Regions from separate parts of the Homo sapiens genome. Here region 2 is linked to region 1. The links are chromatin loops, found by intact Hi-C in ENCODE. Cell type or tissue: PC-3. All regions are shown on one strand. Links, peaks and the distances in the headings refer to the core of each region. The heading gives the core; the rest is flanking DNA. Region 1 has its middle 120 kb from the start of SVIL. Region 2 holds the start of LOC124902402 (a long non-coding RNA gene).

Region 1 (5,380 bases), core at 92-5,091:
CAGTGAGCTGAGATCCCACCACTGCATTCCAGCCTGGGCCACAAGAGGGAAACTCCATCTCAATAAATAAATAAATAAATAAAAGCTCCTGAGGGCCTCATCCTGGGATTCCTTCCCCTCCTCAGAGCCTGCGGTGAAAGCAACTGACAAAACCACTCCCTGTGGGGCTTGGCACTCTGCTTCCTTTTCTTCCTCATAAATATCTCAAAGACTATTCCTTTCCCCGGACACAGACAGACCAGACGATGTCTCTAAATTCATAGAGCTGGAAGAGAAACCAGGTGACCCTTTCCCCTTCCATTTGCAAAGCTGTATATGCACTTATGATATTCCAATTTTACTTTGCATGAAACCCCCCAGGTATTACTATGAAAAATGTAAATCCCTGAGCATTTTTCTCAGAGATGCTGACTCCATTGACATTGTGAAGGGTTCAGAAGTCCACATTTAAAATAAGCAGGTCAGGGTATTCAGCAGCACACTCAGGAAAATGCTGACCTCAGCACAAAGGAGTTGCTTAAACGACAACAAATTCATGAATGAACTGATAAACTAACATGGATGCTTATGTTGTTAATATTCTTTAATTTGTACACTTATTTTACACATACTATTTTAAATAAATGATATAGTTCACAATTTGTAAAAGCTTTGTAAAAGTTTTTTTTTTTTTTTTTGACTCAAAGTTATGCTCTGTCACCAGTCTGGAGTGCAGTGGCCTGATCTCAGCTCACGGCAACCTCTGCCTCCAGGTTTAAGCAATTCTTGTGCCTCAGCTCCCCAATAGCTGGGACTACAGGCACCTACCACCACACCTGGCTAATTTTTTTTTTTTTTTTTTTTTTTTTTGTATTTTAGTAGAGACAGGGTTTCACCATGTTGCCCAGGGTGGTCTCAAACTCCTGAGCTCAGGCAATCCGCCTGCCTTTGCCTCCAAAGTGCTAGGATTACAGGTGTGAGCCACCGAGCCTGGCCATTTGTAAAAGTTCTTAAGAGTGGTAGATCACAGTGGATAACCTTATAAAACCATCTAACATCAGAATTTCTGGCACTTCCTGACATGTTACCCTGAGCAAACATTAAGCTCTCTGCATTTCCGTTTATTTATGTATAAAATGGGGATGATTATTGCATCTAGTTGTGATGTATATTAAATCAGATTATGCATGCGGAGTGGGTTAGTGTTCACCCCAAATTCATGTCCTTCCAGAAACTCAAACTATTACCTTATGTGGAAATAAGGTCTTGATAGACTTACTTTCTTAAGATGTGATCCTATCAGATTAGGGTTGGCCCTAAACTTAATGACTGGTGTCCTCATAAGAAGAGGGGAGGACACACACAGAGATGTCCACATACACAAAGAAGAAGGTCATGTGATGAAGGAGGCAGCAGACTGGAGTGAACCAGCCACAAGCTAAAGAATACCAAGCAGGGTGGCCACCACCAGAAGCTGGAAGAGATGAGGAAGGATTCTTCTCTAGAGCCCTCAGAAGGGCCATGGCCCTGCTGACACCTGGACTTAATTTGGTTTTCACTCATTTTTATTTAGTGATTAATTGATTGATACAGGGTCTTGCTCTGTCACCCAAGCTGGAGTGCAGTGACATGATCACAGCTCACAGTAGCTTTTAACTTGGGCTCAGGTAATCCTCCCATCTCAGCCTCCTGAGTAGCTGGGACTACAGGTGCATACCATCATGCCTGGCTCATTTTTTATTTTTTATTTTTATTTATTTATTTATTTATTTATTTATTTATTTATTTATTTTGTGATGGAGTCTCGCTCTGTTGCCAGGCTGGAGTGCAGTGGCACGATCTCGGCTCACTGCAACCTCCGCCTCCCGGGTTCAAGCGATTCTCCTGCCTCAGCCTCCCCAGTAGCTGGGATTACAGGCGTGTGCCACCACGCCCAGCTAATTTTTGTATTTTTAGTAGAGATGGGTTTTCACCATGTTAGCCAGGATGATCTCGATCTCTTGATCTCGTGATCTGCCTGCCTCAGCCTCCCAAAGTGCTGGGATTACAGGCGTGAGACAGGTTCTCTCTCTGTTGACCAGGCTGGTCTTGAACTCCCAGCCTCAAGCAATTGTCCCACATTGGCCTCCCAAAGTGCTGGGATTACAGGTGTGAGCCACTGTGCCCGGCCTGACACCTTGACTTTATATTCTAGCCTCCAGAACTATAAGAGAACAAATTTCTCTGTTTAAAGCCACCTAATTTGTGACACTTTCTTACAGCAGTCACAGGGAACTAGTACAGGAGGTAAATATTTAACCTGGTCCTAAAAGAAAAAAAAAATGTTTAACCTGGTCCTTGGCACAGAGAAGACACTCACTAATAATTAGCAATTTTGTTAGGTAAATGCAAACTTCTGTGCCAGTTATTCTAACTTGAATCTTTCTCCCTTGCAGTTCTAGTTCTACCCAATATTCAAACTAGTGCCTCCTACATCCCATTTTACCTTGCATTACACTTATATGAGTGTTTTAGCTCTCCTTCTGGCCTGCAAGTTCCAGGCGATGGAAACACGAAGCCTTATTCAGTTTCTGTGTTTATGACAGTCCCAAGCACTGCAGTAAGAAATATTTGAATGCTTACTAGGGATTGGGAGTAGCACTAGGCACGGGAGTTATAAAAGATGATTATGATGCTGTCTCTGCCCTTCAGAAGCTGGAAGGTTTGTCGGGAGGGTGATGGACAAATGAGTCACTGTGGGACTCCGGTAAATGCTATAACAGCCGCGGTGAGAGCCAGGGGAGCAGAGCTGACTCACCCTCAGGTGGGTGCACAGGTGAGACTTCACCCAGGAGACCACTTTTCAGCTGAGGCTTAAAGTGTTACAAGCAGAGTTCCCTTGGTGGAGAAACAAGAGATCGCCGGGGTTCCAGGCATGTGCAAAGACCAGAGTGTGATGGCCCAGTGGGCACCACTGAGGAGTTTCAACTCTGTCCTGCAGAAATAAGAAGAAACCACAAGTGTAATCACATTTAAATAGATTCTTTTGGGGCAAGGCCAACTGTCATTCCTTGAAGGAAGTGCTTACTGAAAAGCCTTAACACACCAGGCATTGTCTGGTTGGCTGCTGGTTCATTTGGGGTCATCCCCTCTTTCCTGAGTCCTTGAGTCACTCTGAAATCAAAGGGTAGCTCCTGAAACTTCTCATGAGCTGTGCCACGGTGACATTAGGACAGGAATTGGGGGTGGAAGTGAAGAACTGAGTGGGCAGGAAGGTCTGGAAGAGCCCAGCAGAAATAGGACATGACTAGGGGGCCTAGACAGAAAAAGTAGTGAGCAGAAGAGAAAAAGAGGGCAAATGAAGGTAAAAGTTCACTTCTCTCTCCGTGAACTTGGAAAAGACCTGGCCCTCCAGTGAGAAGTGGGCTGGGCAAGAATGAGCTGCTCAAATCCCTAGGAGTTCTGGAAAGGTGGGGGAAAAAGAGATGACAGCCTGAGAAATCATACCAGGGCTGAGAAGAGGAGGGAAAGTCTCTCAACTAAGAGCTGAAACAGAATTCCTAGCTTGTCTCATGACTTAGCACTAACAATGAGGTCTCAAGATGGGTGAGAGAGTGGATGCCGGCCAGGTCTCCCACCAAGTCCACAGGGCATCGGCAGAGGAAAGCCTGTTTTGCAGATTGAGATTTCCCATAAATTGTTACTCCTTATATGTATTTTACTCACAATTTGTCTCATCAACTTTATCAAAGTAAAATTTTAGTGCAATAAAATACCACCATTTAAAATGTATGCTTGTAATCCCGGCACTTTGGGAGACTGAGGTAGGAGGATTGCTTGCAGCCAGGAGTTCAAGACCAACTTGGGCAACATAGCGAGACACCATCTCTACAAAAAAAAAACAAAAATTGTTTTAAATTATCCCTGCATGGTTGTGCACCCCTGTAGTCTTAGCTACTCAGGAGGCTGAGACAGGAGGCTCCCTTGAGCCAAAAAGTTCAAGGTTGCAGTAAGCCACGCGTGACAAAGTAAGACTCTGTCTCAAAAAAAAAAATGTACATCTGATGAGTTCTGACAAGTGTATATACTCAAGTAAGCAACCGCTACAGTCAAGATGCAGAACAGTTCCTTCACCCCAGAAAATTCCCTTGTGTTGCTTCCCAGCCAATTCCCCTCCCACTCTCAGCTTCAGGCAACCCCTGATCTGCTTTCTGTCCATGTAGATTAGATTTGTCTTTTAGAGAATTTCATGTAAATGAAATCATACATTACATAGTCTTTTGTCAGCTTGGCTTCTTTCACTCAGCATAATGTTTTCGAGATCCACCCATGTCACTGTGTACATCAGTAGTTTGTTCTGTTTTTGAAGGCTAACATTTCATTGTATGAATATAGCTCAGTCTGTTTATTCACCTGCTGATGAAATTAGGGTTGTTTCCACTTTTTGGCTATTATGAATTAAGCTTCTATGAACATTTGTCTACACGTCTCTCTGTGGACATGTTTTCATCTCTTTGGTGAACATCAGGAGTAGAATTGCTGGATGTATTTCTTAAAGTGCATCATTAACTTTTCCACAGTATTTCACAATGTGAGTTTCCCACCACCAACGTCCACGAGGTCCATTACTCTGCATTCTTGCCAACACTGGCTTTGAACTTGATATGTCCTTTTAATTTTAAACATTTTAACGGGATGTATCGATGAAAAGAGTCAAACTCTGTAAAATATTCAAAGAGATTTATTCTGAGCCAAATATGAGTGACCATGGCCCCTGACATAGCCCTCAGGAGGTCCTGAGAACATGTGCTCAAGGTGGCCAGGGTACAGCTTGGTTTTATATATTTTGGGGAGGCATGAGACATCAATCAAATAACTCAGAAATAATGTTGGTTTGGTTCAGAAAGGTGGGACAACTCAAAGCAGGGGGTGGCTTCCAGGCTATAGGTAAATTTAAACATTTTCTGATTGACAATTGGTTGAGTTTGTCTAAAGACCTGGGATCAATAGAAAGGAAATGTTCAGATTAAGAAAAAAGATTGTGGAGACCTGAGGTTCCTTCAAAGTCTCATAGTGGCTGCCCTTAAAGACAATAGATAACAAATGTTTCCTATTCAGATCTTTAAAAGGTGCTAGACATTTAGTTAACATCTCAGGATTGGGAGGGCCTGGAAGAAAAAGATCTAGCTATGTTAATAGAGATTCTTTACAGATGCAGATTTTCCCCTACAAAGGACGGCTTTGCAGGGCCATTTCAAGACATGGCAGAAAAACATGGTTTGGGATTAAATATTTTGATTTTTTTCCTTGTCTTATAACGTTATGCCAGAGTCAGATTGGAAAGTAAGTCACTATGTATAGGGTCAAATAAAACCCATCTGATGAGAATTATGGCTTGTGGGGGATGACTCTCCAGACCCCT
Region 2 (5,380 bases), core at 313-5,312, 110 kb before region 1:
GGACTCAAATACCAGCCAGATGATCCCTGACCCCAGAAACCTCTTCCATTCCAAAGACGCTTTGTCCACATCCTAATGGCCACAGGAGAGGCCCCAGCCCCTCTTTCAAAGTTTCTTGTGACTTCAGTGTGTGTTTATTAATAATGGCTCCTCTGAGCAAGCCTCCAGTGTCTCCAGCTCATTCATTCACAGTTCCCCTTGCTCCAGCTAGGATAGTAAAGCATTTGGAATCATGACATGTAAGGGAAGCTGAAGGAGCAAGACAAGAAAGTCTTAGTGGAAACAAGGTTTCTGATTTTAGAGATGAATGCTCCTATGAAAGAAATACCAGATTTATTGTTCATGACTTATTATTCCTGACCGGATTAGTATTCATGACATCCAAGGACTGATCTGGGACCCATGAGTGGACATAGAGGTAGATTCCTGGCTTGGTATGAGGAAGAACAGTCTGTTTAGCACCAGAATCGGCTGCCTCATGAGAGAGAGAGTTCCCCTGCATTCAAAGTGTGTGCAGGCAGAAGTAGTCTGTTTAACAAATTAACATTTGTTAATAGGACATCTTGCTTCCAATAGAGAGCTTGTCTAAGGGATGGACTCAGAGACGTCCGAGGCCCTTTCAAACGGGGGCACCAGGATTCCAAGTTTATTAACGAGTTTTCTCAGATCTGGGAATTCCCCATCATTTTTCAGGCCCTATCTCTCCCTTTGGTCTTTGCAGAAAGCCTGCAGTAAAAACACTTCACATTCCCCAGATATCATTCTCCCCACCCAGTTGAAAAGGTGAAAGTGACATACTTCAACCTGAGAGACTGCATTCTTATCAATACTGCTCAGGGCAGAAGTGTGTGAAGCCACTGAAGTCTGAAGTTCACATTTCCCTCTTTTCTCAGAAGCCCCTGCTTTTACAGAAACTTCTTTCTTCTCTTAGAACAAAGCAGTTTATTGAGCTCATGACATCTTCATCAATATATGAGAATATATAAAGATTAAATAGGGCCTGGGACATAATAAGTGCTCAATAAATCTTTGTTGAAAGAATCAATAAATACATTTTAAAAGCAAGAGAAGAAACAGGACAACGCTCAACCCAAAAGGCAACTATCTTAGCTGTCCCAGGCCCATCTGTACGATAGGATGAATATACTAACGGTGCTTTGCTCTTGGGTTAGTCTGTGGATTGGATAATATAATGAATGTAACATGCTTAGCAGAGTGTTTGGCACATATTCAAGGCTTACCAAATGCTGAGGCTGGGTGTGGTGGCTCACGCCTGTAATCCCAGCACTTTGGGAGGCCGAGGCAGGCACATAGCTTGAGCCCAGGAGTTCAAGACCAGCATGGGCAACATGGCGAAACTCTGTCTTTACAAAAAAATTTTAAAAAATTAGCCAGGTGTGGTGGCAGATGCCTGTGGTCCTAGCTACTCAGGAGGCTAAGGTGGGAGGATCACCTGAGCCCAGGAGGAAGAGGTTGCAGTGAGCTGTGATCACGTCACTACATTCCAGCCGGGGTGACAGAGCAAGATGCTGTCTTAGAAAAAATAAAATAAAAGTAAATTCGCGCAAGTTCTCTTCTCTGTTGTTATAATTATTATTATTATTGTTGCTTTAAACAATGTGATCTGAAACAGGGTGGACAAGGGAAAGAGCTGTTCGGGATTAGAACAGGGCTTCTTCCTGGCTATCCCCCCCACCTTTTTTTTTTTTTTTTTTTGAAATGGAGTTTTTCCCTTGTTGCCCAGGCTGGAGTACAACGGAGTAATCTCGGCTCACTGCAACCTCCACCTCCCAGGTTCAAGTGATTCTCCTGCCTCAGCCTCCCAAGTAGCTGGGATCACAGGTGGCAGCCACCATGCCCAGCTAATTTTTGTATTTTTACTAGACACGGGTTTTCACCATGTTGGCCAGGCTGGCCTTGAACTCCTGACCTCAGGTGTTCCTCCTGCCTCGGCCTCCCAAAGTGCTGGTTACCCCTTTTATCGCATCACACCACGTCTTATCACATCATCTGGGATTGGCAAACTATTTCATGCAGATTTTAAGGAGAGAAAAACAGACCCTCACTTGGCAGAGGGGTGCATTTTCTTGCTTCAGAGGGTTGGATTGCCGAGAGAACCAGGGACTTGTGCTCATTGCCTTGGTAATTACAGAACCCTCTGTAAGATGGTAGATGTCAGAATTACAGATGCAAATGAGCCCTGGGCTTCAGAGGAAGTTAAGGGTAGTCTGAGATTTTATATTGGGAACGTCTGTTGGAAAATGTCATAAAAGAATGAGTCTATGATTTAAATTTTCAAAAGTACTTACCAACAGGTGGGAGAATTTGTGAAAACCAAAACATATATGTTTTTTTAAAATCTTGTCGATTCAGGCTATGTGTGCTGCCAGTCACTCCTGGGGGTTGGGGCAGACCAGGCCCACTGCTACCTCATCTTCCTTCTAGCCTGAGCTTCTGTTGATGTCATCCCTGTCGGACCCTGGATGAGAAAGAAAACGGGAACAACACGAGGAAGACGAGACATCTTCCCCAGTGAGAAATCTGCAAGTGTGCCATTTTAGAGTTCGTGGTAACATCTTTTCTTTGTTCTTTTTTTTAATTTAATTTAATTAATTTTTTTTTTTTTTTTGAGACGGAGTCTCACTCTTGTTGCCCAGACTGGAGTGCAATACCATAATCTCGGCTCACTGCAACCTCCGCCTCCTGGATTAAAGCAATTCTCCTGTCTCAGCCTCCTGAGTAGCTGGGATTACAGGCACCCACCACCACGCCTGGCTAATTTTTGTATTTTTAGTAGAGACGGGGTTTCACCATATGGGCCAGGCTGGTCTTGAACTCCTGACCTCAGATGATCCGCCCACCTCAGACTCCCAAAGTGCTGGGATTGCAGGCATGAGCCACCGCACCCAGTCATCTTTTCTTTGTTCTAACAGTTCTAGCAAAGCACTGTTCCTCTCTGCAAGCAGGGAAACTCCTAGAGTACTAGGCTATGTTTGGGAGGCCAAGGTGGGAGGATCAATCTGGGTCAGGAGTTTGAGACCAGTCTGAGCAACAGAGAGAGATCCTCCCCATCTCTTCAAAAAATACAAAATTATCTGGGCATGGTGTTGCACACCTGTAGTGCCAGCTGAAGGAGGGACTAAGGCAGGAGGCAGGAGGATCACCTGAGCCCAGGAGCTCAAGACTGCAGTGAGCCACGATTGCACCACACTCCAGCCTGGGCAACAGAGCAAGACCCTGTCGAGAAGGAAAGGAGAGGAGAGGAGAGGAGAAGATTTAATGTAGGGTCGAATGATTTATTATCATTTAATTTTTAAAAAGACAAAGGTTAAAAGAGATTCTATTGTTCAGTATGATTCACTTGCTAAGTGTTGTGAAGGGCCTGTAATTCAGGTCCCTAATGACCCATGAAACCAAATGCCCTGGTGAGTCAACCTCAAAAATTACCTAGTCATCTGATAAGTATTAAGCACAAACAAAAAACACTTGTTAAAAGCTGCAGACAGTATCAATGTGTATTATTAGCCAGTTATAACTCAAGCCTTTAAAACCAGGCAAGTCACAATAGGCTCTTCAAACACCTTTCTGACATAACTAAGGCAATCAGCCCATTGCGCCATAACCAGAAGACAATATCTAATGGCAATTGCCATGTATAGTGTGAAGGCCTTTCCTTGTGGATTCAGAATGGAGCATGGACCACAATTCTCAGAAGCGACTTCTAGAGAGGTAAACTATGTTCTTCCCATTCCTCAGATAGAGAAAGATCAAAGCATGTATATAAGTAATTTGCTTATTTTCAGACTATGTTACATAATTAAACTATATCCCAGGGCAGATCCTGCATGATAACTTTTGTGGGGGGAGTGGGGGACAGAGTCTCACTGTCATCTAGGCTTGAGTGCAGTGGTGCGATCTCTACTCACTGCAACCTCCACCTCCCGGGTTCAAGCGATTCTCATTCCTCAGCCTTCTGAGTAGCTGGAATTACAGGCGCGTGCCACCACGCCTGGCTATATAGTCACCTTTTATTAGGTGTAGGAAGTCATAACCTTATTGTTCCAGAAGACAGAAGTTGTCTTTTTTTACCTGAATTTCCCAAAGATTGCTTCTCAGAAACGACTGCTTTAATAGTCCCCAATTGGTGTGAATGGAATAGTTAATTAAAATTCTATGATGAAGTGCATTAGAATTTGCAATAAGCCTCTTGCCTTTTATTCACTCCAGATGACTGCCTTCTGACATCATTGTTTTTTTTCTTCTAGATGTTGGGTGTAATGCCAGCCATTGTTACAATAGGACATTGCATTTTATACCTGAGATCACTGACTGGTTGTCATCAGATAGAATCATGTAGTCCCCTGTTGTACAAACAGAACATTCTGATGACTATTCATTAAGTGAAATATAATGGAACACTTAAAGTGACCCCAAGATTAAACCCTTATTTGGGGTTTGTCTAATGACTAATGGTCACTACCACCAGTTTGGAGACATTACAACAAAACTCTGCTGCTGACAAAAATATTAACCATAAATGATGAGAAATTTTCAGTTGGGACCAAAAGAACATCTGGAGGCCATTAAAGCAGGAGAATTTTCCCTCTATGTCCTGATTGCCAAACTTAGAACCAACCACCCAGAAACTGTGGCCCTCATGCTAACTCAATGTTTATATTTCATTAAAAACGATTTCAAGGGTTTGCGTCTTGCACTTCATGGCCCAACTCCCATGCATACAGCTTTTCATCTCACTGAGCATGTCCTGGAGCAGACGAGCATTCCTCACCTCTTGGTTTCAGAAGAAGGAGCTTCTTGGGGAATAATTCCAGGTTCTTTTTTTGCATCTATAATCTAATCAAGAATCTGTAGGTCCTACCATCCTAGGATAAATGAGGAGAAGAAAACAAGGATGCAAGACCCAACAATAAAAATATTAGAATTTTAAAAATACTATACTAGAGTTTGCTTTTAAATACCTAGTAAAGCTACAATAAGTCATGAAATTGATGAATGGAAAGTTATATAATTTCAGCTGTATATTAGTTGCTTTTTGCTGCTATAACAAATCACCACAAACTTTGTGACTTAAGACAGATGTAGCCAGGCACGGTGGCTCATGCCTGTAATCCCAGCACTTTAGAAGGCTGAGGCAGGCGGATCACCTGAGGTCAGGCATTCAAGACCAGCCTGGCCAAGATGATGAAACCTCATCTCTACTATAAATACAAAAATTAGCTGGGCATGGTGGCACCTATAATTCCAGCTACTCGGGCGGCTAAGGCAGGAGAATCAGTGAGTCGAGATCACACCACTGCACTCCAGCCTGGGCAACAGAGCAAGACTCCATCTCAAAAAAGGAAAAAACAAAACAAGACGG

The links. A loop is a pair of places that touch in the nucleus more often than their neighbours do. Peaks named below come from ENCODE experiments on the same cell type or tissue, not always from the same donor. Only the 100,000 strongest peaks of a DNase experiment are listed, where the experiment ranks them.
Region 2: a loop joins it to region 1, with 4 times the contacts of the local background. A loop is called at or near these places in 6 of 110 quality-filtered maps.

The regions. Positions count from the first base shown.
Region 1 is chr10:29,755,447-29,760,826 of GRCh38, reverse strand. No RefSeq gene overlaps it. Among named protein-coding and RNA genes, the nearest start is that of SVIL, 120 kb to the right of the region's middle. In PC-3, for the core only: no CTCF peak of the experiment used is centred there; DNase peaks (open chromatin) are centred at 2,696 and 3,076; H3K4me3 peaks cover 1,190 bases; H3K27ac peaks cover 2,880 bases.
Region 2 is chr10:29,861,221-29,866,600 of GRCh38, reverse strand. It overlaps LOC107984173 (a long non-coding RNA gene), which reads right to left. Exons shown (of 3, transcript XR_001747288.1): 2 at 4,790-4,883; 3 at 4,103-4,361. LOC124902402 (a long non-coding RNA gene) reads left to right here and starts at 3,575. Exons shown (of 2, transcript XR_007062100.1): 1 at 3,575-3,729; 2 at 4,266-4,701. RefSeq lists an enhancer at 3,888-5,087. In PC-3, for the core only: no CTCF peak of the experiment used is centred there; a DNase peak (open chromatin) is centred at 3,430; H3K27ac peaks cover 1,212 bases.